2 separate regions of the Homo sapiens genome follow, and region 1 is linked to region 2. A link is an interaction called in ENCODE POLR2A ChIA-PET data of the cell type or tissue named here. Cell type or tissue: PC-9. All regions are shown on one strand. Links, peaks and the distances in the headings refer to the core of each region. The heading gives the core; the rest is flanking DNA. Region 1 holds the start of LASTR (lncRNA associated with SART3 regulation of splicing). Region 2 has its middle 38 kb from the start of LINC02561.

The links. Peaks named below come from ENCODE experiments on the same cell type or tissue, not always from the same donor. Only the 100,000 strongest peaks of a DNase experiment are listed, where the experiment ranks them.
Region 1: POLR2A ChIA-PET joins it to region 2 with 5 read pairs; 2 of 35 experiments call an interaction of 5 or more read pairs at or near these places.

Annotation. Positions count from the first base shown.
Region 1 is chr10:5,591,233-5,602,158 of GRCh38, forward strand. LASTR (lncRNA associated with SART3 regulation of splicing) reads right to left here and starts at 4,886. Exons shown (of 2, transcript NR_134491.1): 1 at 4,779-4,886; 2 at 3,752-4,347. RefSeq lists enhancers at 4,794-5,088, 5,374-6,246. In PC-9, for the core only: no CTCF peak of the experiment used is centred there; DNase peaks (open chromatin) are centred at 4,949 and 5,919; H3K4me3 peaks cover 2,274 bases; H3K27ac peaks cover 2,815 bases.
Region 2 is chr10:5,303,604-5,314,529 of GRCh38, forward strand. It overlaps the pseudogene RPL26P28. Among named protein-coding and RNA genes, the nearest start is that of LINC02561, 38 kb to the left of the region's middle. In PC-9, for the core only: no CTCF peak of the experiment used is centred there; no DNase peak of the experiment used is centred there.

The DNA.
Region 1 (10,926 bases), core at 4,084-8,083, 290 kb after region 2:
GGGAATAATAAGATCCTTATTCCCAGGATCCAGGCATGATGCTGTCTGTGCAGTTCAAGCACAGGTGCATTTTGCATTTACTTTTTGAGGCTTCATATACATGAAGCACTACACTAGGCCATTAGCGCTAACTTAAAGGGGAAGAGAGAATGTGATTGCCACTCTCACGTGGCGCGCTGGAAGGTTCAGGGAGGTGCAGCTGACAAACCAACCAGAGACACTAAGTGCCGCAGGCTGCCCTGCTGGGTGACAGGGCGGCCTGCAGAGGTGGAATGCGCTCTCTGACCCCACAGCCCGCAGGGCCCCAGTTGAGCTCCCAGAGGGCTGCCCGCATCTGTCCCTGTATCTCACGGCGCCCCTCAGGAAGCCCAAGGCAGTGTTCCTGGCATAGATGCGGGGAACCCTCAAGGGTGGGTGCAGTACCTCAGCCTTCCAGGCCCAGGTGCCCCAAGGGCTGGCCTCCTGCAGGGACAATGCTGAGCTGGAGGTCCACACGGCAGGCAGAGGGGTGGCTGGTGTAGCTAAGCCTCCCCAGGAACAAGGAGCCGGGCCTGCTTTCACCTGCTGCTCTCTTTCCTGACAGCTGTGGGAGATGAGTGAGCCGGAGCAGGGCTAGCAGCAAAGGGAAGGCTGCATCAGCCCCCAGCCCAGCCTCTGTGTGGCCTCTGCACGTGCACGCGCACACTACACACACACACACACACAAACACACACCTTGGCAGATGTATCCCTAGAACGTGGCAGAGACTCAGGCTGGAGCCACTTGGTGCAGGGACTCACAACCTCCAAACTCCAGATGCCACCGCTGCTAGGAGCTTATGTCGACTGAGCTTGGACCAATGCTGGTCACAGGATCTTGGACCATGTTCTTGCCTGTTGTACCTCAGAGAAGATCCTTCCCATTCCCTTTCTCCTGTACCCGAGGAAAACCCTAGCCTGCACTTCCCGTCGGGCTTCCTGCTGGGAGCACCTCCAGCCCCCCATTACCCAGCAACAACTTCTCCACGGCCACCCAGGGACACATGTGAACAGGTGATGGAGGCCAGCATGGATTCCCACCCAGCCCCCATGCATGCCTGCTCCTAGGGGTTAGACCCCTGCTTTCCGGAAACTTTCTCTTCCTCGGATATTTGGCAAACTGCCCACCGTGCTTTGAAGTCTTCATCTTATAGATTCTCAGGATCCAGGCACGATGCTATCTGTGCAGTTCAAACACAGCTGCATTTTGCCTTTATTTCTCAGAGCTTAATATACATGAAGCACCAAGCTAGACCATTAGTACTAACTTTACCATTAATGGAAGAGATGGCATGATTCCCACTCTCTCTCAGGTGGTATGTGGGAAGGTTCGGGGAGGCGTGGCCGACAAATGGACCTGAAATATTAAGAGGACAGCACAAGAAAGAGTGTGGCCTGGTGTCCACCATGCTCTTTGGAAGCTCAGTGCCATGGAAGGAGGGGAGGGCCCTTCAGGGCCACGGTGCAGGGAAGTCTGAAAGATTTGAAGGAGGGAGCAACATGGTCCTATGTCAGGAGCTGGTATTAATGCCAGAAATCAAGAGTGTTCTTGATTTAGGAAAAGGAGTACATGGAATTGCCCGGATCACAACGGAGAGGGAGGAGAAGGGAGCTGGCCGTGTCCCCGTCATCACCAGCTGTCATTGGAGGGCAGCTTCCGAGCCCCACTGGTGTCTCAGCTGGGGATGGCAGAAAGCACCCTGCAAGAAGCTGCCAAGCTCTGTCGTTCCTTATGAACCAATTAAACATGATTAAGATTGTGTTCTCATTACCTAAATAATTCATTAACATTTTCAGTAGGAAATTTAGAAAATATAAGTGAGTGAGAATAAAACAGAAATCACGTGTTTTCTCACCCACGGAGACACTGCATCCTTCTAGTCTTTTTTCTACACATAAACATATTTTTGTTAAATTATAATTTGTCAAACGAGGGTATTGATTCAGGGAAAGTTAATATTAGATAGTGCTGTTGCTGTCCATGTTCAAAGGTGGTCTAGTGACAATGATGACTCTTTGGACTGAAAAGAGTCACCGGGCATGGTGGCTCACGCCTGTAATCCCAGCACTTTGGGAGGCTGAGGCGGGCGGATCACGAGGTCAGGAGTTCAAGAGCAGCCTGGCCAACATGGTGAAACCCTGTCTCTACTAAAAAAAATACAAAAATTATCTGGGCGTGGTGGTGGGCACCTGTAATCCCAGCTACTCAGGAGGCTGAGGCAAAAGAATACTTTGAACCTGGGAGGCGGAAGTTGCAGTGAGCCAAGATCGCACCATTGCACTCCAGCATAGATGACAGAGTGAGACTCCGCCTCAAAAAGAAAAAAAAGAAAAGAAAAGAGTCACCCTGCAGGAACAATGGCCATTATCTGTCACACGGCTTTTGGACTTACCATTTGCCTGGATGTCTTTGTGTGAAGAAAGCCAAGTCCCCTACCCACCACCTCCTCATCCCCCACACAATCATCTCCATGCAGTTTCACCTTCGTCTTCCAATACCGCACATCTGTGACACGCTGCGAGCAGTGCTGCACAGAAGCATATTTTAAAAGCTTCCTATAACTTCCCCGCCTCTTGTTTCTTTGGTTCAAGAACAGTTGACCCATGGGGCAGGAAAGTATATAAAAATATCCCTATGGGCTGGGCACGGTGCCTCACGCCTATAATGCCAGCATTTTGGGAGGCCAAGGCGGGAGGATCACCTGAGGTCAGGAGTTCAAGACCAGCCTGGCCAACATGGTGAATCTCCATCTCTCCTAAAAATACAAAAATTAACCGAGTGTGGTGGTGCATGCCTGTAATCTCAGCTGCTTGGGAGGCTGAGGCAGAAGAATCACTGGAAGCCGGGAGGAAGAGGTTTCAGTGAGTCAAGATCATGCCATTGCACTCCAGCCTGGGTGACAAGAGCAAAACTCCAACTCAAAAAATAAAAATATCCCTGTGCACCCAGAGGGGGCCCCGATCTCAGGGAAAGGTTGATCTTGGGAGAGGCAGGGCATAGATTAAAAACAATTGTCTAATGCACGATTAAATACGTTCATGGGCTTGCACAGTGTAAGAGCTCAAGAGAGACTTAGAAATAACAGAGTACCTCCCTCCCTCTGCCTTGCAGACAGGGAAAGTGGTTCCAAAAACAGGCTTTCGAAGCCCCAACATGTTTGTTTCTGAGCCCTCACATGGCTTCTTAGCAGTCTTTGGGCTTTCTAGCTCAGGTGCATACACATCAGACACATTTTCATTGAGCTCACAGGAAATCACTGCAGCTCACACAGCTTCCTCAAAAAGGCAAAAATCACCGGGAGAAAGTCACAAGGTTTAAGAACTTTCTCAGCCCCAAAGGGTTAATGGAGGCTGGCAATGCAGCATGATCCCACCCGGGCTTGGACAGGAAAAGAACTCAGGAGCTGTTTTTCTTCTCCGAAAGCCAATCCCAGTGGAGGCACTGGGGTTTTTAAAACCAAATGTCTCTACAGCTTGAAATGAACGACTGCGTGACCTCAGCCGTCACACACACATGGCCCCTGCTGTTAAACCCTGAGCAGGGCTGGGCTCAGGGCATCCCGTAAATATTCGACGTCTGTGAGGCACATGTGGGAGGAAGAGCTGCCATCAGAAGTGGTTTCAGCTGGAAGGCCAGAGTCTCTCTCTCTCTCTCTGTGTCTGTCTGTCTCTGAAAGTTACCGTCATCTGTTAGCAATTTCCCCACTCCCATTAAAGCCAGACACTGGATCCATTTGCGTTGCTGCAGACCACCATAAGGGATTCATTTTTATTGCTTGGATGTGAGTCTCTGAACCACATCAATTACAGCCCTTTGTGTTACCGACCAGGTAGTATGAATGAGACGATGACAATCTTACTGCAGAATGGTTCACAGATTGTACCGAGATGGAATTCTCCGTTCACTGAGAGCAGAGGAGGGAAAAAAATCTAGATTCTAGGCTACAGAGACAATTCAACTCCCACAAAATGTGAGTGCCTTATCAGTCTCAGCAAAACCTCACTCCTGCAGGTGTGGACAGTTGGGACCTGAAACTCAAGTGGAAGGAGTGATTTCCAAAGCTACAGAAACAAACATAACATGATTGTCATTACTAGCAATCATGCATGAAAAATTGAGTCATTAACCCTGTGGAGATATTTCTAAAACACACATTGGACCCAGACTGGAGAACTGAGTTTCCTGCTGCTTCTTCCATGAATTTGTGCCGTGACTCTGGGAACGTCATGCAGATGGAGCCTCAGTTTCCTCTTCTGTCCAGTGAAGGGCTGAAGGGTTTAGATGATCTGAATTTCCCTCCATCTCTAGCTCTCTAGGACTCTAGGCACCTTTATAAAGTGGGGAAATAGAATCATCAGGATAAACTCTTGCAGAAATCATCATACTGGGGCAGTGAGGAGAGGTGAACCATGCTGAGCACTGCACAAAACATTTCGGACAGAAAGTCCTGTGCCTCCCCCAGCTTTCCGTCTAAGACAAGCATGCATGCAATAGCAAGAATCCCTAGGCACAGGACTGAACCAGGACTCCCGGCCACAAAAGCTGCCATGGGAAGCTATAGCTTCTCCAGCTCCTCAGTGGCACCGTTCAGCCCTCAAGGCAGACTCTCACCAGGAGAAGAGCCAGGGTGGCTACGCTGTGGGAGCAGGGGACCCTAAAAGTGCATGGAGAGCGGCCTTCACCCTTGCAGGAAATGCCTGAGCCTCCCAGATGGGCCTGACCTGGCCCGAAGATACCACCCCTCTTAGAGGGGCCTCACCAGCTGACAGATCCATCATATCCCGGCAAAAAGGGGAGTCTGGAACCAGGACTTCACCCACTGTCTTCTCTCTTGCTCTCTTTTGTTTTCTGCAAGTGATGGATGGACGTACTTTGAAGGAAGTTCAGCCTGATAAGTCATTTCCTCCCCCGAAGGCATCTGACTCACCTCTAATTCACCTCCCATGAGGCTGCTCAGGACAGACAATGTGGATTTTTTCCTGAGTTGTAATATACTGTGGCTTCTTCACTCAAGCCCCCACAAGTAGCTTTGCCTGTGCAGGAAACCCAGGCTGGGGCCCTCGGGGCTTGCCGTCATCCTGCTTTTCTGCAACATATCCACCCATCTCCCGTTTCCACTCCAGGAGAACAGAAGGGTGACGCTGCCCAGACTCACAAGAGCTCGGGGTCCAGCTGTGGGGTGCAGCCAGGACCCAATGCCATGTCTGATCCCCACACGGGAGACCACCAGCCTGCTTCGCAAAGGAGTTCAAAGGAAGCAAGCACCAGCCAGGCGAGACACTCATCCAGCTGTGAGCATCACGGCCTAAAGGCAACATGCAGGGGCTCTTTCCCATTTTTAATGGAATCTTAACTGTCCACCAACCACGTCTTCCAGATTTACCCACAAGGCTTGACAGCGTCAGAGGAAAGAAAGGAGATTCTCCCATCCCGTGCTCTTCTTTCTCTCTGCTGGGCGGTTGTGTGTACAGAGCGCAGGCCACCACACACACACACACACACACACACACACACGCATACACACATACACGCACACGCATGCACATACACACATACACACATGCACATACACACATACACACACATACACACATGCAGAGTGCAGTTCGTAGTGGCCATGCATGAGCAGCCCCATCCAGGTGGGCAAAGGGAGTGATGATGAGCAGCCTGGGCCCGAGCTGTGGTCAAGACAGCCCTGCCCCATCGGTTTCAGCCACCCGGAGCGGCCGCCCCACCCGCCTCCTGCAAAGAGGTGAGCTGCCCCTGCCCACTGCTGCTCCAGCTCACACCCGTCATCCGTGAGCCATTACTGACTACCTACAGGGTGCGCCCGCCGTGGTCTGCATGTCCCACAGAAATTACCCAGGGCTGGCCCAGCGGCTCCCAGCAGACGGCCAGGCATGTGCTCCCAGGGGCACTGGTCCTAGACAGATGAGGACACATAGGGACTGACACCCCTGAAAACGCCTGGGGCAGCAGGCGAGTCACCAGGAGGAGGACTCAGGAGCCGGAAAGGAAGGGCCCATCCCTGGAAGCGTCTGAGCAGAGGCTGGGCAGTCCCAGCAGGGCAGTGTCAGAGGGGACTGGAGGCTCCAAAGCTCTGCTGATGCTGAGACCCTATGAGGCTGTGTCCCACCAAATGAGCCTGCTGAGCTCACAGGCCTGCGTCCCACCAACCGGGAGTGCTGGTCCCACAAGGCTTCATTCCACCAATGGGGCCTGCTGAGACCCCATGAGGCTGTGTCCCTTCAACTGGGCCTGCTGACGAGTGAGCTAGAAGTGGATTTCCTGGAAATGAAATCCATGCCATGACCTGAGAAAGGAGAGTGGCTGAGGAGAGGGCAGCAGGGGATGCCCCCCTCATGGGGGGATGCTCCCCACCCCTCCCTTTAGTACTGAGGGACCCCAGCAGCTGCAGAAGACCAGGGACCAGGGGCCGCTGTCATGGCCTGTGTTGAAATGTGAATGCCTCAGGTTTCCTCTCCCTGAATTTTCCCCTTTCCTCTTCCCTGTTTACCTTTCTGCCTCAATATCCCTGAGTACAAATCGCAAGGACACCAACAGCGGCTTCAGTGGGTCCTTGTGTGAGCCAGGCACATGTACTATTATCTCATTTAATCCTGAGGGAGGCGTGAGGCAGGCCGGGGCAGAAACAGCCTGCACATTTTTCTAGCTTTTGGTTCTAAAACCCCAAGCCCCTGGGAGAAAGGGGAAGGTGGAGTGGGCAGAGAGGGCTTGAAGAAGCTTGAGGGGAGAAGGATCTCCCCAACAAGAGATTAATCAGGCCTGATAGGAAGCAGCCAAGGGAGAGGTAGAAACAACAACAGAGGGAAAGAGAGAGAAGGAGAGAGAGAGAAGAATGAGAGAAAGAGAACGAGAGAACAAGAGAGAGAGGAGAGAGAAAATGAGAGAAAAGGAGAACGAGAGAGGAGAGAGAGAGAAGAACGAGAGAGACAGAACGAGGGAGAGAATCAGAGAGAAAGAGAACAAGAGAGAGAACGAGGGAGAGGAAAGCAAGAATAAGAGTGAGAAGAGAGAGCAAGAACACAAGAGAGAGAAGCAGAGAGAGAGAGAAGAACGAGAGAATGAGAGAGACAGAATGAGAGAGAACAAGAGAGAAAGCGAGAGAGAGGAGAGAGAATGAGAGAGAGAGAAAGAACGAGAGGAGAGAATGAGATAGAGATGAGAGAGTGAGAATGCAAGAGAGAGAGGAGAGAGAGAGAAGAACGAGAGAGAGAGAACAAGAGAGAGGAGAGAATGAGAGTGAGATGAGAGAGTGAGAATGTAAGAGAGAGGAGAGAGAAGAACGAGAGAGAGAGAACAAGAGAGAGGAGAGAGAGAACAAGAGAAAGAAGAAGGAGAGAGAACAAGAGAGAGACAGGAGAGAAAGAACAAGACAGAGAGAACAAGAGGAGAGAGAAAGAGAACAAGAGAGAACGAGAGAGAATGAGACGGGAGAGAGAGAACATGCACCCTGGGGAACTGTGCCCATGTTCTCAGCTCCTCTGAGGGACAGAGCTGAACTCTGGAGAGGGCAGATGGACCCCCCCACCTCCTTCACCTCCTGCCCGGGAAGCCAGAGTGCCATGAGACCAGGCCTCGGAGTCTCAGCTGCCCCCGTGCACACAGAGCATAAAGGCCCCACAAGGAAATGAGGGCCCTGAGACCCCCAAGGTTACCCCACAGTCTTTGGGTGGAGAAAGCCGGGGAAGGACTGACTGGAATTTCCCAGGACCCTGCCACCCGGACCTGCACTCAGATGTCAAGTTACTACAGGAAAATAAAGTGTGCTCTATTTCTTCTGCAACTGAGTTTTTGGACCAGCATTTACATATGCGACATTTGTTTTTAAATTCCCAGCTTAACACCTGGTAGTTCCTCAATGCATGTTTATCGAACGACTGCGTGGGCCAGAGTCAAAAAGAGTGCTGCCGGAGAGGCAACAGAAACATACGATTGGCCAGTGGTTCTCAAAGTGTCACCGAGGAACAGCTGAAGGGTTCCAGATCCTTTCATAATAATCCTAAGACACTAATTGACTTCTTCATTCTCATTCTCTCACAGTGAAGTTTCCAGAAGCTACATGACACGCGGTTCAATTCCGATTGAATGCGGAAGGAGATATGACAACCTTAACGTCCTCTATTAAGCCATACATTAAAAGGACTTGCAAGATGTAAAATAATGCCCTTCTTTTCACTGAATTCTTTTGTCTTGAAAAAATATAATTATTTCCTATAAGAATATTTGATGTTGGTGTGCAACAGGTTTATTAATCGACTGATAGATTAATACATGCATATTTTTTAAGTTTCTCAGCTGTAATTGTTAATGCAACATACATTGATAGATGCGGCCATATAAACAAGAGCTCCTCGGGAGCCTCAGTGGTTTTTCAGAGTACAAAGTGAGTCCTGAGACTACCTTGTTTGAGGATCACTGTAATAAACAAAGAGCAGTGCAGGGGCGAGCTGAAGGGGACAGTGGCTTTGTCGCTGACTGTTTGACCTTGAACAGGCTGTTTGACCTTGAGTAGGCTGTTTGACCTCTGGCCTCATCTACCAGTGGAAGATGCTGAGCAAACGGGTCCCAAGTCCCCTCCACCTTTAACCACCTGTAACTCTTGGTTCTTTCACAGCAGAGGCAGAGACTGGGAGCTCAAAAGGCCAAAGGGGCCCTCCCCGAAAGCCTGGCTCCCTGGAGCACACCGTGAGAATGCCACAGCATCGGTCTGCTGGCGAAAAATAACCGCCCTGAGACCTGGGGTCCGAGCACTTCTCCCAGGGCCCGGAGGAGAGGGGTGATGTCAGCGCCCTGCAGCCGGCGGCATTCCTGGGCGCACAGGTCTGTGGGTGATTGCTCAGGAATCCGCCATCCATTCATGCCTCCAGAAATGTCACCTCTAATCCATGCCTGAGCACAGAGTGTTTGCCTGTGTGTGTGTGTGTGTGTGTGTGTGTGTGTGCACCACACTCCATCAAATGCAAGAAGTAATCCAATTTAGGCTCTTACGTCCTTTCAGGGAAGACTCACAGAGAAACAAAGCTCCGAGCCCTGTGTTTCGGGAAGTCACCCCTGTGTTGTGGCCTCAGCAAGCAGAAATTTGAAGGAGCAGGTGGGGGTGTGAGACCCAGCAGTGATGGTGCCCTTCCCGCCTCCTGGCCAGAGGCCCTCCTGCCCATCCCTCCCGGAGCCCACGCTGTCCTCCGTGGGGCTATTGGAAACCTACTCTGAAACTGTTATAAATACTCAATAATAAACAAACATGAGTTATTTCTGAAATGTTCCCAGGAATAGCCAACTGCCCAAATAGCCAAGGTTGTTCTTCAAGTCCTGGGAAAAATAGAAATGTGGGTATGGTTTATTTTTCCTTTGCTCAAAGCAGGATCCTTGGTCACACACATCTAATTTTAGTTTTCTGTTTCTATTTTGTATGTTATCATTGTGTAGCCCAGGGAAAGAGAGAAGAGAGGGGTGGGAGAGAGACTGGGGAAGAATGAGGGGGAGAGAGAGAGAATGAGCATGAAGGGAAGACGGGAGGAAGATTCTGGTCTTCAGCTCTTGCTCCTGTGATAACATTTGGAAAAACAACAGTGTAGTCTTCAATATTTCCTTGGCCCTGCTGGAAGTGAATTTTAGAGACCCAAGATGGTGGGTGAGCCATAGAGAAATGTTATAAATTTCCAAGTCTCCTCAAAATCAGATAATAAGTGAAAATGTAGATAGCTGGAAAAAAAAAAATAAAGGGAGGCCACGATGAAGACCACAGCTCACCCAAGGCATCAGAAAAGGAGTTTCCAGTGAGCAAGGAGGGTCTGGAATTAAGACGTTTTGGGGCCAGGTATGGTGAGTCACGCATTTAATCCCAGAGCTTTGGGAGGCCAAGGCAGGCAGGTCACTAGAGGCTAGGATTTCAAGACCAGCCTGGGCACCATAGCGAGGCTGCATCCCTACAAAAAATACAAAACTTAGCCAGGCATGGTGGTGTGAGCCTGTCATCCCAGCTACTCTGGAGGCTGAGGCGGGAGGATCACTGGAGCCCAGAAATTGGAGGCTGCCGTGAGCTATGATCACACCACTGCACTCCAGCCTGAGCGGACCCTATCTTAAAAAATACTAAAAAGACCCTTTCACAAGGTCACCTGGACACCGGAAATGCCTCTGTTTCCCACATGCTGCTATGGAGGAGAACAAGCAATAGACAGCCCCGATAAATCCCCACCAGTGAGCTGCACTCAGGGCTGGCCCACTCTGACCACTTCCTCCCTTGGCTATTAGGACTCAACCAAATCGGCACGTTTAGCGAGTAGTTGCTGAGATGCCAGACAGCGCTCAGAACTGGGTGCATGCGCTGAGGCTGGCAAAGCCATCCTCCTGCTTGGGAAAGACTAGCAAAGCAGAGTTCTGCCCTGGGACTCTAGAGGGGAGCCCCTTGCAGCTGGCATTCCCCTGACCAGGCCCTCACTTGCCAGGATGGGACCCAGGAGTCCTAACACCAGCCAGGCTTTGCACCCCCTGCCCGTAACACTGGTCTGGAATCTTCAAAGCAGCCACAGAAGCCCCTGAGCCCCCTTCATTTGTTCCTAATCTGCCTTCTCCAGACCCCACCTTCACCCAATTTGGAGCATGTGGCTCTCTCCCCGACTGCAGTCGGTGGTGCCACTGTGTGGATTTGATGTTGGCTTTTGGCCTACCTGGTGTCAGCTTTTCCCAGAAGATCACACTGGGCTTGAGTTCCATTTCTCAATGCACTCTGCTAATTCAACCCTGGCCAAATGAGCTTTCAACACCACAGCCGCCCTGGAAGAATGCGGTGCACACATCAGCACTCTGCTTTAAGCTCCAATGTGCTATTCCTGCTGCAGCCTCAATGCAGACACGGGGTGGGCAAGTAGCCCGTCTGACGA
Region 2 (10,926 bases), core at 3,330-7,329:
TATCCCTCCAAAATTCATATGTTGAATCCTACCCTCAAGGTGATAGTACTAAGAAGTGGAGTTTTGGAGTTGATGAGGTCATGAGGATGGGGCCCTCATGAATGGGATTAGTGCCCTTAGAAAAGAGGCCTGCGGGAGCTTGTTTGCCCCTTCTGCCATGTGACAACACAGCGAGAACCAGGAAACAGACCCTCACCTGACACCAAACCTGCCTGAGCCTTGATCTTGGACTTCCCAGCCTCCAGAATGTTGAGAAATAAATTTCTGCTGTTTATAAGTCACCCTCTGCATGGCATTTTTGTTACAGAAGCCTAAACAGACTAAGACAGCCACGATCACTGTAATTTTTTTTTAAATCTTTTCCTTCACATTTGCACAATTCAAGAGCACGTGCTGACTGGGAGACCCTTCCCTTCCTTAGAGAACAGCGAGCTGCTTTTTCTGATTATGGAAGGGCTTATTTACCTGCCGTAGGATTTGCAATCAAGAACATTACCTTCCCCAGGGGCAATTCTAACCCCCCCACCACACTACTTTTAGATCAAAATAGACCCTCTCTCTTTTCACCTATTATTCACTTTCCTCTGATTAAAACAAAAAAGTAAAGGAGAACCAGTACAAGCCCACATACATGCACACACAGGCGAGCACACATACCACAAAAACACACTTATGCACCCATGCATACACACATGAACACGTACAGGCACACACACATAGGCATACAGACACTTTTAACCTCTCCCTGTACTATATCTGTGTTACATTATCCCCACCAGTTTTTTTTTTTCAAGTTTTAATGAAAGCTTGTATACAAGATTACTTTATTCCTGCATGTTCTCAATTGTTTCCTCCTTGTATTTGCCCTTTTCCTTTCCTACTTGGTGAGATTTGGCTTTCCATGCAAGGATCTTTTTGTGCTCTTTGCCCAGTTTTAGTCTACTGATAATCCCCTTGCTGGGGCGAAAGTCTACACGGACAGTTGTGTCATCAGCCTTTTCCCGCTGCACCCATTCAATGTAGATGACATATTTCTCTCTGTAAATCTGGACTACTTTGCCAATTTGCTGACCTTTATGGTGCCCTCACACAACCTGAATATCATCATCCTTTCAGACGGGCATGGATCAAACGTTGTACTTCTGTCTCAGCTCTTTGGAAAGAGGGGAAGACATAACTGTCCTGTGAATGTGGGAAGGCGCATTGAAATGCCTTTTGCAGTTACTACTTCGGTCAGAAGTCACAAAGGGATTGAACTTCATTTTGGCCACTCCCACTTCAGTGATGGCCACAAAGGGCCCCACTGGTTATTAATGTCTTTTTTCAACTCAAACATTTAAACTATATAACCTGGCATATTGTAGAAGAGAACTGTGCAGCATTAAATATTAGCATCTCACACTCGCATGAACAGAAATATTCAGATTGCAAAAATATACCAATTTATGAAGATTAATATTAACTCACTAATTTTTCAAAGACTCGCAATTATTTGATCAATTTCAGGAGAAACTATTCTATTTTTGCACTATGTTCATGCAAATTGCCTAAGACTCATCAGTTTCTGTTATTTTCAAATATAGAGTCACTGACTGATTCTATTAATATTCTGCCTCAGTATTTAAAAAAAATTCTCCTATAATAATTGGAAAAGTTAACAGAAGTGATTAGATTTGTCTTAGAGTGTCTCTTATTTTGTGAACCTTCATGTGAATCTTCAGTATCTCTTATTTTGTGAATCTTCATCATAATCTGAAGTATTCCCATTACTTTTAGGAAAAGAACCAAATGCTTAACCTGATCCTCATAAGATCGCATAATGTATATATCTCCGTATGCTCACTTTGTATTTTATCATCAATATTTGCTGCAACAAAGCAAAACCAACTTCCAAGATAAGGTCCAGCATATGTGGACTTCCCAGCAAATTTTAGTTAATGCTGCCGTCTAACGCCTGGCTCTGATATTACATCAGCTCAGGGTTTTAACCAAAAACAGACACAAATGAGGTCACCTAAGGAGACTTTAGCAACCATTTCCAAGTTCCCTTTGACTAGCTCATTCCACAGACGAGCAAACTGAAGCCCAAAAACTCAGGTCTTTCTCCCAAGATCACACAGCGAATGACCGTCAGAGAGAGTTAGAACACAGAATTGCTGTCTTCCCCCAGACAGGGCATGTGAGGTGTGACCACAGGGCTCTAGGGGTGGTGCCTCACCTGTTAGGCTTTCTGAAATTCACAAACTGCAAAGCATGGCACTGCCCCTAGGAATCTGTTACAGAAAACAAGGATTCTGACAGCTCAATTAAGAAGCAACCGGAATTCATGCAGCCGGGGTCCTTGTGAGAAACAATTTGCATATTATACCAGAAAAGATGGAGAGGTAGCAGAGACCAGGTGCTGCTCGCTTTTGTGTACTGAACTCAGGATTTCTAACTTAATCCTGACGATGACCAGCTATAGAAGGCCTCTAAGCAAATTGAAGAAGGTCACTCCGGCTCAAGGGTATAGGGCGGGTCTGGAGACAGGAAGACCAGCAAAGTTTTATTTTGGTAGTCCAGGGTACCGACGATGAGGACTGCAGGACCTCTACTCTTCTAGTTCACAGAGTGTATTAGTCCGTTTTCACGCTGCTGATAAAACAAACATACCAGAGACTGGGCAACTGACAAAAGAAAGAGGTTTAATTGGACTTACAGTTTCACCAGGCTGGGGAGGCCTCACAATCATGGCTGAAGGCAAGGACGAGCAAGTCACATCTGTGGATGGTGGCAAAGAGAAAGAGCTTCTGCAGGGAAACTCCCGCTTATAATACCATAAGATCTCATGAGACTTATTCACTATCAGGAGAACAGCACAGGAAAGACCCACCCCCATGATTCAATTACCTCCCACCAGGTCCCTCCCACAAGACGTGGGAATTCAAGATGAGATTTGGGTGGGGACACAGCCAAACCATATCAGAGAGCTAATGGGAAGATGGTATTATCAGGCTGTCTAGAGGACACAGGAGAAGGAGAAAGGGTTGTGGGTCCAGAGGAACAATCACTGTAACTGTGGACATGCTGAGCTCGAAGGTCGTTTACACAAATGTGAACCTGACAGAGCCAATCCTTCAAGATGGATCCCAAGCAGCTAACCAGGCGCAAATTTTAAATACAGCCAAGTAGCCATTTGTTGACTGGAGGTCACACAAGCACCGTCAGTTCCCCAAAACCCACACCTCTATTTAACTTTGGAACTTTCAGAGCTCACTTGAACAAACCAATCAGAGCTTACCTGAATCAATCAATTAGAGTTCACCTAAACCAACAAAGGAGAGCTCATCGGAACCAACCAATCAGGGTTCAGCTGTATCAACCAATCAGTGTTCAGCTGTGTTGACCAATCAGTTTGAAGTTTTCATTTGCATACTTGAACCTGATTGGGCAGAAACTTTTGCTATAAAACCTAGCCCCAGCTGCTTGGGAAGCTGAGGCAGGAGAATCACTTCAACCCAGGAGGTGGAGGTTGTAGTGAGATGAGATTGTGCCACTGCACTCTAGCTTGGGTGACAGCAAGACTCCATCCCTCAAATAAAAAATAAAAATAAAATAAAATTTAAGAAAACACCAAACCCTCCCTTTGTTCCCTGGAACACATCTTTGTTTACACCGGAGGCTGCATCTCCCTCGTTTGTCAGCTGTTTGCTGGAATAAAGTCTCTTTCCTCCAATTTCCTTCCCAGAGAACTTTTCCTTACAACCTTAGAAGACAGCCAAATGGAAATACTTAGTAGGTGTTGGAATATTAGGCTGAAGCTCAGGAGCAGGGGGCAGATTTCAGTTACAGATTTTGCACCAAGATACATTTAATGTAATTTTGAAAATTGTCGTAGTCATTATGTAATGAATTATGTAATAAAATTAAATAAGTTAAATAACTGAATAAATTAAATAAAAATATGTAATAAAAGTATGCAATATAATAATTATGTAATGTAATATATAATTTTAAAATCCTCATTGTTACACCGAGATAAGTCTGCCTTGGAGGCAGGTGGAGTTGCCCAGGAAGACTGTAGAATGAGAGGCCAGGAAGACAACTGGAGAACCCACATGTTGGCGTGGGCAGAGTCCACACAGGAAATGAAGGAAAGGCAGATCCATTAGAACGATATTGATAGGATCTCACATCGCAGAAGGGGGGAGCAGTTATGAGAAAAATATGCTCAACACTGACAAATGCTGGGGGAAAAAACTATAACTCCACACTGCCAACTGAGGAAACAGCAAGAAGCTGTTGGTTAAAGCCACCAAAGCTCCCGGAACATTACAAGTTGCCCAACGAAGAAGGGGCCAGTATGAAGAAAGGGAGAAGGAACACAGGGACCCCTGAGGCTGCATCCCAAAAGAAGATGACCATCCTAGAGGAGAAGGAGCTGTGAAATCCTCATTGTCACCGCAGCTTACTTTGCAGAGGGCACAGTAATTTTTCAACAAGTGAGGTGGGAGGTTCGAGAGGTCTAAGTGGGTATTCAAATCAATAGTACAATCTAAATTATAACCTGACTCTGATTTGGGAGTGTGGTGACTAATGTATTTCGGGAAGAAGATCATTGCTGCATGTGCCAAATGACAAACAGGTGACACAAGTTAGCAAAGTTTTTTGTTTTGTTTTTATTAAAGAATACTTAGTGCTAATGAGGATATGGTGAAATAACTGTCTACTCAAGAATGAAAATTAATATTAACCTTTTGTACAACAATGTTGCAATATATATCAACATGTTTACATCATTTGATATAGTAATTCCAATTCTAAGATTTTTAATTAAGTAAATAATTTATAATATGGAGTAAGCCTTATGTTTATCTCAGGGTTATTTATGATAGGAAAAAACTAAACTCAAACTAAATTTTTCATGACAGAGGAATTATTGAGTAAATTATGGTACACATTTCAAGTGGAAAATCAGGCAAATGTTACAAATAATAACTGAAAGTTTTTAATAACTTGGAGAAATAGTAATTATATAACATTAAGCAGGAGAAATAAGATATAAAATTTTATATGCATTATTACATCAGTTCTGCTTTTTTAAGTCCATATAAAAAATTCACAAGATGCCAAGTATAATGTTCTCTGCAAAGAAGAATTGAGGTGATATATTTCCTTCTCTTTCAAATTTTCCTTACTCATCCTGCAATATTTTTATAATCAGAAAAGGTCATCCGGGCATTCAGGGATGAGAGCTGTTAGAAGGATTCCAGGAGTCTCACAGGCTAAAGCAGGTGAGGAGGGCTTCATGAAAGTAGTGGGACTTGAATTAGAATCTGACGGGAAAAAAAAAATTATACACTGAAGAGGAGTGAACGTTCCTGGCAGGCAGAATGATGACAACACGAACAAGATGGGGTGGTGAGTTAGGTGCAAAGAGTTGACCAGTTGGCTGGAGAGAAAGGAGACTTTGTGTATTGGAATATTGGAATTTAAGAGTAATCAGATGAATATAATATTGATGGAATGGAAGAATAAAGCTATTGAATAGTTTTGATCAACAAAAAAGACTCATGTGTTTTCTTCTAGCTTTAATTTTCATTAAACCCTCAAAACAATGGTTGGCATAGGAAGTGTTTGACAAACATTTGTGGGATGAATGAATGAGGAAACAAAGTCCAGGGTAGAAAACATTCTGTAAGTGCCGTTTAAATGCCTTTATTTTCTTCTGCAATCAAGTGTCTCTCCAAGATGATAGAGTAAGGTAGCCTCTCCACCTTTCAGCTCTGCTAATTTGCAAGTCAGACATATTGAGCTTCTGAAAATTTCACAGACCCACTCTCCCTTGGAAAAAATGATAGAGATAAAGTAAATGAAATAATTACTTCTCTACTATTCACCAGGGTCGTATATTACTCAGCTGAGGAAAATGATGATGTGTGCCATTTACTAGTTTAAAAAAAAAAAAAACACTAAACAAAAACTCTATGTAAAATTTCAAATTAAAAGCTTTTCCTAAGCATGGGGTTTATCTATTTCACAATGAAGACTGCATATTTTTCATCTTCCTTTCTAAATAGCTATTGATTACATTCAATTAATTCAGAATCTGATATAAAAAGATTTTCCTAAGACCTAACTCTCAAAAGAGCTAGAAAATGATGTCCAGGTGTTTGAAGCCAAGTCTCACACCAAAGCCCATGGGCTCCACCATCAGTCATCCTGCCTGCTGCCTCTCATATCTCCATCTCCAGCTGGCTGGTGCTGTGAGTTGTTCCATCGGCCCTTACCTCCACTCCACCCTTGGATTTACATTGTCTTGAGTTCTTGTATCTTACAAAATGTATAAGCTGTCAGTCAGCTAACCTGAAAGTCCAACTGTAATTCATGACCAACAGAGAGAAGAGGATAAGCATGCTCCCACCCAAAGCCCTTTTTCTACACAAGCAGCCAAGCACTGCTCTGTCCTCAGACCTCATCTGCCTGAGCTTTCATACATTGTTGTTCACCATCCCTCTTTTTAAAAATTCACCACTTGGCTTCTTCAAGTATTTCTTAAAACGTGATTCTTGGTCCTCTTCCTTCCTTCTTTACTCTCTTATATGTGTACGTCATGCAATGCTGCACATTTAATCCTATCAGGAAGGGTGATGAGGCATAAAGAGGACAGATTTGGAATCAAGCAAACATAGGTTTTCTGTGTGTGTTGGTTCGGTTTGTGTGTTTTTTTAGAGACAGGATCTCACTGGGTCACCCAGGCTACAATGCAGTGGTACAGTCCTTGCTCACTGCCCCCTTAACTTCCTGGGCTCAAGTGATCCACCACAGCCTCCCGAGTAGCTGAGACTATGGGTGTGTGCCATCACACCTGTCTAATTTTTTAATTATTTTTGTAGAGACTGGGTCTCACTGTGTTGCCCAGGCTAATAGCGAACTCCTATTGTCAAGGGATCCTCCCACCTTGGCATCCCAAAGTTCTGGGATTACAAGCATGAGCAACCATGCCCAGCCAAGCATATGTAGGTTTGAATATCAGTTCCACTACTTACTATTCTCTGTTGAATTACCTAATCTATATGAGCCAAACAATATTTTCCTTACTGAGAGGTTGTGGAGATTACATGAGGCCATAGTCAGGCTTACCGCATGGTACATGCTCAATACATGTGAGTTATCCTTATAATCATTATTAGGTGTGTGTTAACATGGGGATATTTGCTGATAATTAATTAATAGTAAGACTAAGCTTGACTGATGCTGGAGAACCAGGGTTCAGGAATTTGAGAATGATTGCCTTTGGGACACACACTTTTGGAAGAGGCCTTCCACCTGACCCTCCACGTCACTGCATTTTCTTGCCAGCTATGCCCAGAATGCATGGTCCTGACTGCATCTTGCCTGGGCTGTGTCTCAGGGTTGTGCTTATAGCAAGCAGCCTTCAGGGAGGAAGTAATGTCTTTCCCTAGGCAAAGGGCAGGCTTCCCTCCACTTGCTCTAAAGCCATGAACCCTCCAAGCTCATTGTTCCCAACCCACTACATGTGGGAATCTGTGCAGGTGCCTAGCATGTCAGTGGTGCTGACAGGTCAAGTAACACAAGAAGGGAGAGTGGATTGTTTGGTTTGACAAAATGAATGTCGCTGGTGTCCCTGAGAAGAATCAAGTTTGCTGGTGTCCTTGAGAGAAAAAGCACCATGGGAGTGAGTTCAAAAGAGCATGTTAGAGGCCGGGCATGGTGGCTCAAGCCTGTAATCCCAGCACTTTGGGAGGCTGAGGCGGGCAGATCACGAGGTCAGGAGATCAAGACCATCCTGGCTAACACGGTGAAACCCCGTCTCTACTAAAAATACAAAAAAGTAGCTGGGTATGGTGATGGGCGCCTGTAGTCCCAGCTACTCAGGAGGCTGAGGCAGGAGAATGGTGTGAACCTGGGAGGCAGAGCTTGCAGTGAGCCAAGATCGCACCACTGCACTCCAGCCTAGACCTGGGCAACAGAGTGAGACTCCGTCTCAAAAAAAAAAAAAAAAGCATGTTGGAAAAGAGGGTTAAGTTGTTGAATAGAAACTTTTTAAGGCACTTTTTGCCAGAAGAGAAATGAGAAAATGAGAAATTCTCATGCTCCCTCTAAGAAAACTTACTCTTAACGGTTATAAAGGATTGTGTGATTCATAAGGAACTACTTATGAATACTATCTTATGAATACTACTGATGAATACTACTTATGAATACTTAAAGGATTCATAAGGAACTACTTATGAATACTTAAAGGATTCATAAGGAACTACTTATGAATACTATCTTAGCATGTTAACCTTCCCATAAAGTATTTATCATTTACAGGAAAAAAAAAATGTTTTCAACCAAAGCTGTCACCCTTTCCTGTTTGGGCCACAAGCCAGCCTGAGACAGAGGCTGGAGGCTGGAAAGCTCTGCCTGTCCCCCCGCCACACTGCAGACACATGGCATTCTGGTGACCAGGCTGCATTTGACAAGCCACAGGTTGAAGCTCTGTAGCCCTCTTGGTTTTATTGCCCCTTAAAGGAGATTTTAAATACATCACAAAGACTTAGGAGGGAGGATGCTGTCTTAGTCCATTTTCTGTTGTTATAACAGAATACCTGAGACCAGGTAATTTATAAAGAAAAGAAATGTATTTCTTATGGTTCTGGAGGCTGGGAAGTCCAAGGTTGAGGGACTGCATCTTGTGAGGGCCTTCATGCTGTGTGATAACATGGTGGAGGGCATCAGCAAATGTGCCAGCTCAGGTCCCTCTTCCTCCTCTTTTAAAGCCACCAGGCCCATCATGGGAGCCCCACCCTCTCAACCTTATCTAATCCTATTTACCTCCCAAAGGTGCCACCTTTAAATACCATCAACATATGAATTTGGGGATTAAGTTTCCAACACATGAAATCTGGGGGCTACATTCAAACCATAGCAGATGCTAATTCAGACACCAAGAAGAGTCACTAAAACAGCAACAATTGACTCTTGACTTTGAAGTGTTGTTAGATGATGTCAAGTACCCTATTGCCCACAATAGCACAAGAGAGTATAATATTTATGAGCCCATATTCTGACGCTTGCTGGAATAACAGCACCTCTGCTGATTAGGGGAAATCATACCTACAGTAAGCGTATTTCAAGAGCTGGCACCCATTGCAAACCAGTCATCCACCTCTTCCCTGAAAGGGACTAGGCATTGAAGTTTTTCTTATGCCAAGAAAGTACTTCTTTTACTCCACATGCCGCCAGTGTTCTCTGTCAAGAGTGAGAAGTTGAGATAGGAGGAAATAACAAGGAGACTTTCTAGAACCATCCAACTGAAAGGAGCCCTAGAGGCCACCCAGACAAGTGCCCAGAGGAGCTGGGTGATTCTCCCAAGCTCCCCCAGAAAGTCAGTGGCAGATCTGAGGTTACAACCAGGTGACCCAGTGTTCTTTGCAGAATGTCCCACTATTCAGAGGGCAATACCATTGAGTGGTGTCCCAGAGGGTGGGATTGAGCCGGGCTGCCTGGTTCAAACACCAGCCCTGCCACTTACTCACAGTGTTAGTGGACAATTTCCCTAACTTTTCTGGGCCTCCCTTTCCTTGGTCTGCAATAAATTGGACAAACTGCTTAACCTCCCTGGTCACCAGTATTCTCCTCTACAAAATACGGTGATAGTAATACCTTCTAGGAGTGTTGAAATGATTTAATCACTTGAGACATTAAAAAGAAAAAAACACTTGGCTCATGATAGAAAGAGCACTCAAACCTTAACTTTATTATCATTGCCTCTCTGAGATGGGTGAGTATGAGTTAGACAATGACTTTGCCTGAAAAGAGCCTGAAGTTGTTTAAGGAAGACAAAAAAGATTTAATAAAAATTCTTTTGGTTGTGGAAATGGTTAACGATGGGTGTGAAAGCCGAGGAATAATTACCCTTCACTGGGGTACCGTGGCAGCCCTTCAGGGACTCCCCCGGCAGAGCCAATGGGCCTGTCCTTGGGGAAGTTGTGAGCTTGTTCAGACCGGGTCCTTGAATAACACAGTAGACCACCCCTTTAGGGTGGCTTCATGGTTGAGGGAAGGAAGGCCCCTAAGATCAAAGCCCCTAAGAACTTCGACCAATGTCCAGCATCCAACAGACCACTTGGGGTAGAGGCATGGGATCTGAGCTACGGTTGTGGAGGACTGATGTCAGCAGAGCCCAGGGGCTGCAGGGGTTGTGGTGGGAGGTGGGGGACTTAAGGATATCACCCAGCCCACAACAGCCCTAAATAACCCTGTGGGTCCAGGTCTTCTCACTTGCTTCTGGATCTAGAATGAGTTCCTGGGAGAGAAAGTAAGAAGTGAAGGGAACATCAACAGTACTGGTGGTCAGAGGGTTCCTGGTACTTGGTACCACTGCCCAACACTCAAACCTAAAGTCACTTTGCTGAAAAGATAGCAGCCATTCCAGGCAATATTGTAAAAGTTGTGTTATCTTAACATTACGCTTCCTTGTGAAAGTCATTTTCCATACTCTCAGTAATTGCTTTAAAATGAGATTTTTATCAGTTCTTTTCTGCTGCACTTTGAGATTGATGCCTGTGAAGTGTTAGAATGCAGAGCTCAACTTAAGGCCAAAGCACAATTCGAAACTTCTCTCACCCCATCCACCAAGATTTGTCTTCACTCTTTCATCCGTTCATTCAATAAACGCTAAATGAGCATTCTGCATCAGACACTACATTGAGGAGGTGCAGATGGGAGCTCCCGCTGAAGAAATGATGCAATATGTGTGTATCTTAAACTAGGATCCCTAGAAAGACTGACACAGACAGCTGCATGCAGAATGTCTTGAGGGAGTGTTCCCAGGAGATACACCTGTGAGGACATGAGAAAGCAAGACTGGGCCCAGAGAGAAGATGACCCAGGAAGCAGCTGCAACAGAGGTCTTGGCTGCAGCTGCAACAGAGG